Regions from separate parts of the Mus musculus genome. Here region 1 is linked to region 2. Evidence: chromatin contacts called from ENCODE Hi-C data. All regions are on one chromosome and are shown on one strand. Each heading gives the region's core, a stretch centred on a gene start or an enhancer-like site at or near the end of the contact. The rest is flanking DNA. Distances are from core to core; before and after follow the strand shown. Region 1 holds the start of Rffl (ring finger and FYVE like domain containing protein). Region 2 holds the start of Tmem132e (transmembrane protein 132E).

The links. Hi-C counts contacts between places; a loop is a spot of excess contacts on that map.
Region 1: a map of left cerebral cortex shows a loop between it and region 2 (2.5-fold over the local background). The contact joins the promoter of Rffl here to the promoter of Tmem132e in region 2. A Hi-C loop is called at or near these places in 3 of 37 maps with a recorded cell type or tissue (left cerebral cortex and regulatory T cell).

What each region holds. Positions count from the first base shown.
Region 1 is chr11:82,868,343-82,873,145 of GRCm38, forward strand. Rffl (ring finger and FYVE like domain containing protein) reads right to left here and starts at 2,868. Exons shown (of 7, transcript NM_001007465.3): 1 at 2,666-2,868. Rad51d (RAD51 paralog D) reads right to left here. Exons shown (of 10, transcript NM_011235.4): 10 at 4,721-4,803.
Region 2 is chr11:82,386,878-82,391,695 of GRCm38, forward strand. Tmem132e (transmembrane protein 132E) reads left to right here and starts at 2,023. Exons shown (of 9, transcript NM_001304439.1): 1 at 2,023-2,236. The coding sequence starts at 2,170. Gm38577 (a long non-coding RNA gene) reads right to left here and starts at 563. Exons shown (of 3, transcript XR_880073.3): 1 at 79-563.

The sequences.
Region 1 (4,803 bases), core at 1,618-4,117, 480 kb after region 2:
CCTACTGAAGAATGGGAATGCCAGTCTGCATATGGAAAGAGCGCCCTTTCAATTGCCAACATCACAGATGTCGGTAATTCAAATTAACCAAGTGCTAAAATAAAAACAAAAAAGAGAAAGCTGTTCTCAGAAAGCTTAAGTTCTTTCTTTCTTTCTTTCTTTCTTTCTTTCTTTCTTTCTTTCTTTCTTTCTTTTTTTAGTTTTTTTTTCTCTGTAGCCCTCGCTGTCCTGGGCTACGGTTGTAGTATGGGCAAAACCCTCAGTTCCACCCCCTCCCACCACCAGCTCCCTACACAGTGCTAAGAACCAGTAGCCTCCACCAAGTACTCAATTCCAACGCAAGCAAAGCAGCCCCTCCCTTGAGACTTCACTAGGAGCAATCTAAACGGTCTAGTCTCATCAAACTGAATGATACTCCAACTCTAAACTCTAGAGACAGACTGTGAGGTGCAGCAGTTAATCTTTCTCTCCTCTCCAAACATAAATATATTACCAGCACAAGTTTGGCGATAAAAGTCCCTAACACCCCATTAAAATAACAGCAGTATTAAAGATTCTATGATAGGAATAAAACCCAGTGTACCTAGCTCCCTCCCCAGCATTCCTTAGGTTTATGTAGATGATGTCAGAAAGTAGCAGGTGTGGCTCACACAGTCCAAAGTGGCTGCATTAAACTTCACAAGTCTCCTGTAATTGGAAAGGAAACCATCTTTTTGTTAATGTTGCTATTTGTTAAACATGTCAATGAAAATCCCTTTACCAGGCATTTCTATTACATGTTACTAAGTACTTAGGTCAATGGGCTTGGTGGATAGAAAGTTTGAAAACACTTAAGCCCTGGGCCTGGTGGCGCAGACCTTTTATCCCAGCACTTGGGAGGCAGAGGCAGGTGGATTTCTGAGTTCGAGGCCAGCCTGGTCTACAAAGTGAGTTCCAGGACAGCCAGGGCTACAGAGAAACACTGTCTCGAAAAAAACCTAAAAAGAAGAAAGAAAGAAAGAAAGAAAGAAAGAAAGAAAGAAAGAAAGAACTTAAGCTTTCTGAGAACAGCTTTCTCTTTTTTTGTTTTTATTTTAGCACTTGGTTAAATTGGTCAATTTGATGGATTTACAACCCTGGATCCCAGTGTAAAGAGTCAGGATCACAGCTAATCAATATAAGAACTTTTTTGTTTTTTGGTTGGATTTTCCAAGACAGGGTTTCTCTATAGCCCTGGCTGTCCTGGAACTCACTCTGTAGACCAGGCTGGCCTCAAAATCAGAAATCCGCCTGCCTCTGCCTCCCAAGTGCTGGGATTAAAGACGTGCGCCACCACTGCCCGGCCTAAGAAGTTTTAATGTACTGGGCTCTGTGATTAAACATTAAGGTGAGTGTGTATCCTCTGTTACATGGACATCTTTGAACACCATCAAGTTATTAATTAGCCCTGACACATCAATCTGCTACTGTCCTCCAATAAACCACAACTTTTTAACTGTACTCTGGAGTCCAGAATTAGCAAATATGAAATTTTACAAACAGTTGCTAACATTAGAAAGAATGGGGGGGGGGGGGAGAGGAGGGAAGGATAAGGAAGCTGCCACAAAGGAAATATACGGCCAGTTTTGGTCTTAGAACTCTACAAACTGCCCAGGACATAGTCCCCTTCCATTCCTAGAAAAATGCCACAGTATTCGAACAGCCTTGCCCACATTTCAGTATACTGAACTGTCAAGGCAAGAACCACCATGCAGCTCTCAAAAGTGGCGACAGGAAGTCTCTCGGTTCTCCAAGCCACCAGCCAAAACATACATAAGGAGGTTACTATTTTCTTGGAAGGCCACACGCATCCTGGGGTGTTTGTTCATGCGTCACTCTAGCCTTTAACCAGGGCACAGAGTGTGAGTTGTGGGTAAAACCCCATTTCCGAGCTAAGAATAATCTTCCCCGTGGTGGACTGAGAGGAATGTGGAAATCTTCCTCGATTACACAACAGCACCCCCCCACCCCCATGACAGCTTTAAAAAAAAAAAGAAAAAAGGAAGAAGTACGCTGCTGTTGTTTTTTTCTACCGGTCTTAAATCGGAGCTCAAACAGACGCCAGGAAAGGCTGTGGACTCCCCTGATCTACCCAGACTTCCCCATGCCCGGTCAAATGTCTCCTGGGCAGCCAGCTGGAGAGGGGCCCTACTTCCCTCTGAGTCTCGGCCAGGACCACACAGTGGCGACCTAACACACGTCGGGGACAGAGGTCGACTCCCAAGAGGCAGACAGCAGACTCTGGCAGGGAGGAGGGAGGAGGGGAGAGCAGCATCCCAAACTTCCCATCTAACCTCCAAACTCCGAATCTCCAGGGTCCTCCTGGTAGAGAGCCAGTGCCGCCAAAGCTCTGCCTCTGTAGACGGTTTTCTGTCCTACAGAAATGCATCCTTCCCCAGGACCTACCGGGTTCTTACGACACTTGGGTACAAGTTGAGGACACACGTCCCGGGTTACGGCGCACACAGACGAAATGCTTTGCGGCACTTTCATGGGACAGGTGTGGGGTGACCTGGCGGTGGGGAGTTCCTGGAAAGGGCTGCCCCACTCCCGGAGCGCAGCTGGATCCTCACACCCCCCGGAGCACAGCCTGAAGCACCGGATCCTCCAGCCCAACCCGCCACAGCCACAGCCACCGCCTCCTCACCTGCCGCGGACGCTGCCGGGCCACACCTGGGACGGCAGAGGCCAGATCCCGACCGCGGCCACTCAGGCAGCGGGGCTGCGGGGTCTGCGGCCGCCGCAACTCCACGCCTGAGGGGCGCCCGGGTGCCCGAACCACATCCTCACGGGCGGCCCCAGGAAGTCCACCCCCACTAACCCAGTCCCCCGCGGCTCGGCGTGGGCCCCGCCCGTCCAGCGTGCGGCCCCGCCCTCCCGGCTTGCGGCCCCGCCCTCCACCCCACCCCCGCGGGAGCGCACGCCCCCGCCACCATAGAGAGGAATCGGGCGCGCGGCGGTCTAGAGTGCAAGCCTCCGCGAGCGCCCTCTGTCGGAGCCCGGCTAGGTGTGGAGTCCCCAGTCTAGGCCGAGCCAACCAATCCCTTATGTGGTGATCTTGAGCAAGTCCCTTAAGATCACTAACTAGCTTTATAGTAAAGTTTGAATATTGAACCCTTGATTTCATGTTTCATCGTACCCGACAGATTTCCAGAACCCCAGACTCATCTAATTTATTAAGTTTCTTGGCGATATTAAAAGCCAATTCAGTGGGGCATCATAACCTGTCTTTTCCTCCTTGGATAAGCTACTTTCATGTTAGGAAGGTGGGGACACAGCTGAGAAAGGTTGCAGTACAATAAAAACGACTGCTAAGAAACCACCCAGCCATCGTTCATCACCCGTGCACCTTTTGGCAGGCACTTAACCTTTCCAATATCTTCCCCATCCCAGAAAGGCCGGTTGGGCCCGCACATTAAATGAGATAATGCACAAAGGCCTTAGTAAAGCATAAAACACCAGGGTAGCATAGGGGATCATTAGCCAGTGATCTAAGAAGATGCCTAGTCACGGAAGTCATATAAATGCTAATTCTTCTGGCTGGTGTCTAGTGACATCATTTTCTTATGCTTCAGGTTCCCATCAAAGACCTCTCAGAGTTTTCCTGAGCAATTTGTATTTTGATTTATTCAATATTTTGGTGCTTGGGATTTTTGTACATACTAGACAAGTGCTCTACCACAGTGCTACCCCTTGTATTTTAAAATAAAGACTATCAGAAGGGAACCAGAGCTAAAATATGTGCATCCGTACCAGACTCACTTTATAAGCCCTTTGCTATTTCCAGTTCTCAGAACACCCCAGCACGCTCTGTACTGTTATATGCTTGTTATCAACAAGGATCTACATTTTAAGTAATTTTCGAGCTTCCACACAGAGAAAAGCAGAACTCAGATGCAAAACTCTTTCTTTCTCCAACCTGGAGTGTACAGGGAGCCCCGCCTTCTAAGGACCCCTGGCACCTGAGTTGGATGTTCGCCCCTTGCCCCTTTCTCCTGCCTGCTTATTTCTGCAGCTTCGCTTTGCTGCAGTTCCCTATGAGCTCCGCTTCTCTCCGGACTTTTTCCTCCACAAAGGTGTATATCATTTTCTCCCTTCCCTTTCTGGTTTCCGTTCCTTTGACGCACCAACATTGTCCATCCTCTGATATTTCTGAAATGGGTCTGAGCGCCGTGCTGGAGACACAGGTTCTTCACCACACTGTCCATCTCTGGATATGAATGATAGCCACAGACATGTAATAGGTCCAAAACAGAAGTGAAAGGAGATCCAGACCTGCGATTTTTGTTGTTGTTGTTGTTAACTCACAACCAGAGTGCCCAGTTCTGAAAAGGAAGTGCACTTACCCCCCACCCCACCCCACCCCACCCCCAGTCGGACGATAATCAGGGCCTGAATTCATGGTATCCAACAGAAATCCTTTTTTCAGGGCCCTCTGGTCCATATTGTGGCTAAATCATCCGACTGCTGCTAAATAATGAGCAGCTTACTGGAGCGAGGCCTCGGACCCACACCCCTCCTTTCTCCACCTTAGGCGTTATCACCATCACAATTTTTCATCTTTATCGTGCCCTTCCGCAGAGGCATTCAATAATGTACCCATTGTGCGAGTAATCTGAAATCCTTTTCGGCGAGCAATAGTATTTAGTAGTAATAAAACACTAATTTGTCTACCAAGTGACATATTTATAGGAGCTGTTTCCTTTGACATATTTTTATTATTTCTACTCATTTGCTAAGTACTTTCCAATACATATTTATAAAGCACACGCCTTTCCCCAAACA
Region 2 (4,818 bases), core at 773-3,272:
CTTTCAGAGGTTTGCAAAACAACCTGTAGGCAGAGGCAAGTCTCTCCTCGGCCTCCAGCGGCGCCCCTTGCCTCTTACCCGAGGAGCTCCAACCAGAGGAGCTGGGCGCGGCAGCTTGTCTGATTCCCACCGGGTGCCCTGCAGACCCAGGAGGACTCAGAGGCTGTGGGAGGCTGCCCCCTACCCGCGCCTCGGATAGAACCACCGAAAACATCTCCGGCACCCTGCGGGGAGCTGGCATTCCCTGAAAAGGGACCTCGGTCGGCTTCGGCTGTGGCGTCTGCTCAGGAGAACCGCAGTCGCAGCAGCCGACCGACCCCTCTCGGATCGCACCAACCTTAATCTCAGAGGGGGAAAAAAATTAAATGTAAAGCGGAGTAGAACTGAACGGCGAGGCCAGCCCTGGGCCGGCTCTCATTAAGGAGCCGCGCGCGCCCCCAGGCTGGGAATGCGGAATGGACACGTGGACAGACAGGGGAGCCGGGGGAGGGGGAAGTCTCCGTGGCGCGCGAGCCGTGGGCTGCGCGCTCCGGGGCCACGTGATCACGGGGAATCTGGGAGGGGAGGGAGGAAAAGGGAGCGAGCGCGCCAAGCTGGGCGCCCGCCCGCTACGGTCCTGGTGGGCGCTGGATGCCGGACCGAGGAGGAGGGCAGCGAGCATCAGTGTGTGTGTGTGTCTTTCTTCAACCATTTACCGAGGAGCGCCGTGGAGGTGGCAGCGACTGCTTCGGTCAACTGTGGCTCCCCCGCCTCTTTTTTTTTTCCTCTGGTCCTTGATTCTTCTTCTTCCCCAACCCCACGTCCAAGGAGAGCTGGACCCCTATCGGCATCTCTATCTTTTCTAGGCCGCCTAGGTACCCGCTGCTGCCTCTCCGGCCAGGGGCTGCGCAGGTGCGGTTGCCTTAGCCCACTGGCCGCGCTCCCGCTTCTTGCCACCCGTAGCTGGGACTGGAGCGGCGATCTACTCGCCCAGACTGACTCCGAAAGAGCGACAGCCTGTGCCCTGCCGCACCGAGGCAACGGGCGAGCGGGTGTCCAGGGGCAAGGCGGGGGTGATGGGTAGGACGAGGGATCGGAGACTGTGAACCTCGGAAAAGTTCAAGGTTTGTGTAGGTTCCCCCGGGAAAGCGAGGAGAGGTGTGAGGCGGGGCAAGGTACCCCTGTGCTGAGACAGCGACACCCTACCGGAGAGGAAAGAAAAGGGTAGCCGGTGCTGCCGAGGGCTGACCACCCCATCTCTCATCCTACAACGCTTACGGGCTGGATACTGGAGGAGACGCTCTGGGAAGAAACGGCTCGAGCTGGGGCGCCTTAGCTGGCGCTTCCGCTCCTTCGCTTCTCCTAGCTTCATCTCCATGGGGCAGCGAGTGCCTAGAGCTCCACCCTTGCTCCAGCCACCGAACCCCAGCCTGGCCAGGCGGCGCCGAGTTGGCCTGTGCTAGCGCAGACCCCGGTCGAGACTGGAGAGAGTGCTGGAGTCCAAGACCGAGCACTGCGAAGGGACAAACATCTGGTCCCCCACCTCAGACGTTTCGTCTGGGCGTCGCCTAGGGTGGTGGCGACCCGCGTCGCCTGTCTCATCCCTGCAAGGAAACTTTTCCTTCCCCGGATGGATTAAAGTTGCCTGGATTTTCTCTCTTTGCGAAAGAAATCATCCGTTTCCTCCCGACCTGGGATTTTCCCTACTGCTGCAGGGCGCTTGGGAGAGGAAGAAAGCCGCGCTGTGCATGTGGGGTTACCACCGAAACCGAGGCGATTCGAGTTCGCGTTGGGGTTCTGTACCTACGAGCGAGTACGGATCTGAGCGGCGCGGCGAGGCCAGGGGCTTCGGCACGCGGCCCTCGGCAGCCACCGGGACGTTGGTGGCCACCGGGCCCTGGGACCGCACGTGCGGCTCCCCCCTCTCCTCGCAGATCCTGCAGGGGGCACCAGCCCGGGGAGGTGGAGACTCCTCCCGCCCCGAGCTGCGCCCCCGCCGGCTCCGAGGGTGTAGCCGGTGGTGCCCGGGACGCCCCTCCCCTCAAAGTGTCCCCGAATTGCGCTTTCTGGCCCCCGAAGCCTCAACAGACACAGCTGGGCGCCAGTGAGTTGGAGGCGACCGAGCCCAGCCTGAGACCAATTCGCCGTGGATCTCTACACCCTCGGACCCCTCCTGCCCCCGCTTCGGCCATGGCCCCAGGGATGTCGGGCCGCCGCGGCGCCGCCCTACTCTGCCTCTCTGTGCTGCTCGCCCACGGTAAGTGTCGCGGCGCAGACTCGGGGTGAAGATGCGGCGGGCGCCCCTGGAGGGGGCGCAGAGAGAACCGAAGGAAGGAGCACCTCATCCCAGTGTTCCCCTGGACTCTCCGCCGTCGCTACCAGCACGGTTCCCGGCTGCAGCGGGAGTCCGCTGAGGGGACCGAGGTCGGTCCAGGGGAGATTGGGGCGGGGGGGGGGTAGATTCCTCGGTCTCAGAGTTAGAATTCAGGGAAAAACCCGAGACCCTGGGGGCGTGTCAGCTCACGGATATCTAGAGGGGTGCGAGAGATCAGCTAGGTCGAGTCTCGGGTACCCGGCCGCAGCTCCCCATGCAGCGCGAGGGGCTGGGGACCACTGGGACCGGCGAGATCGCGGCTTCCGGGCCCGGCGCGCAGGCGGGTGCGGGCCGTGCCGCCGGCTGTCTGGCTTCCTGCGGCGGGCCTAGGACAGGGACGCGCACGGTTGGGGCCCGGGAGGCTTGTGAGCAGCATCTCAATGGCCGGCCGGCTCGCAGAGCAAGTCGGGCGGGGGTCTGGGCAGCGGGCGCGGGCCGGGAGACTGGCGGCGCGCGAAGGCAGCGGGGCCGCGCTCCAGCGTTCTGCAATCTGTTGCGTCTGCTCCCCAGGCTCGCCCTGGGCTCTGGGCTCTGCCGGAAAGGGGTGACGGAGGGAGGAACCCGGGGATGGTGCGCCCCAGCAGTGAGATGGGGGATATGAAGGTTGGAGGCAGGGGGTAGTAGGACAACCTCCCCCACCCAGAGTGGGAACTCAAGATGAGCCAGGAGGGCGCTGCGGCGGGCTTCCGCAAGCTGGAGATGCTCCAGGAGGAGAGGGGCGCAAACCTAAACGAGAGAAAGGGAGCTGTGGAAGCAAGGGGGCAGGGGCGGCGGGGAAGCGGCCCTCTGCTGCGCCCAAGTGAAACCAGCTGACCCGGGACAATTCCCCAACCAGCAAAGGACTAGCTAGGGATATAAGACTCTGATGCCCCACTCCCGAGAGGGTGAGCCAAGGACAGAATTGGAGAAGGCCTTAGTGGAGCGAGCCATCTGGATGTTTGAGAGAACCGTCCGTTTGTAGTGGTCAGCTTTTGCCCGAATCTGTGCAGTCCCTGGCAGCCTGATTTGAGTGTGCTGTGAACCTCCCCACGGTCTCTTAATTCGTTTTTGCTCCGCAACGAACCCCCCTCCGCGCCCCTCGCCCCGAGTAGGGTGTATTTTCAAGGTTGAAAGAGTAAAGAGAAAGTGGTCTCAAGGAATCATAGGGCCCAAGAGCTAGGAGGCAGAAGGGAACAAGCTGAAGCTCCTCTGGGTGTCTGGGTTTCTCCTGCTGTGGAGTAAGCTGTTTTGCCTTTGGTTGGATTCCCTGGGGATTGCTTTTCTCTTGATTCTTCACGGGAGCAATGAGCAGGCATTGACCAGCAGGAATAAGGTATGGAGTTGTGACTAGGGATGCAGCCAGAGAGAAATCTTCATCCCGCCCCCCCCCCCAGGATGGTTGACAGTGGGTAAGGGTAAGACAGCTGTGTGGGGCTGGTGGAGTCCTAAAGCTCAGCCTAGCAGGCTTCTTGTCTAAGCATGGCTCTTGCCCTTGTTGGAGCTCCATTCCCAGGTCATTTTGGCCCTTGGGTAGCTCAGTTGCTGTCCCTAGGTCCCAGCTACTCACTAGCATACTCTCAGGCCCAGCCACAGATCTGTTCTTCCTGACCTGCCAGAACTGTCTGCTTCCCAAGTCTTTGCCCTAGGCAGGCCTTCTGGAGCGTCTTGCCAGCTGTGAGCCTTTTATCTAGGGCTCCCGGCTGTCCCTGGGCCTAGGGTGTCCCAGAGCACTGAGCAGGGACGGTCATCCATAACCTGTCCACACACACAATGCTAGCACCGTGCAGGCATGCTCAAGACAGAGGTACCGACTTGCGGAAGGAAGGATAGTGGAGGCAGTACCACTTTGTCCCCACTCCTAGCTCCCTTTCTAAGTCCTTCTCTGAGATCTAAAGTCCCTTTGTCAAGCCATAGCCCCAGTTCTACTCTCATCCCACAACAAGCGAGAGCAAAATGAGAGAAATACATCTCGTAAAAACAAATCAAACCTGAGCCTCAGGCCCTCATCCTGCAGGACCGACTGCCTAATGCTCCTCCTGCCAACCTCTCCCAGTTAGAGGAAGGTATGTGGACATATTGTCACTCATGCCAATTCTGAATAGGTTTTGTAGGCTGTTCTGAAATCCAGAAGTTGGGGGCAGGGGCTGCAATTTTTAATGCCTGCCAGGCCACTGAGGTAGCGGGTTTCTGACCACACAGCCAGACAGGAGACCAAGCAGCCTGGGCTGCTGTTTGACAGTGGCGCCATTGGGCCGGATGACCTTGGGTTGCCTTCCTAGCATCACGTCCCCATCTCCCCTCCCCCGAAGCCACAGCATGTGGTCTCTGATGCACCACTTCCCTCCTCATGGTCTGCCAGACTGTTGGGCAGAGCCCTTGTATGACCAGAGAGAGCCCCACACCCCTTGTGGGCCCAGCTCAGGGTGGGCAGAGTGAAGTGTCTGGTTATCTCCTGCCCTGTTCCCAGTCTTAAGGCTACCTCTGAA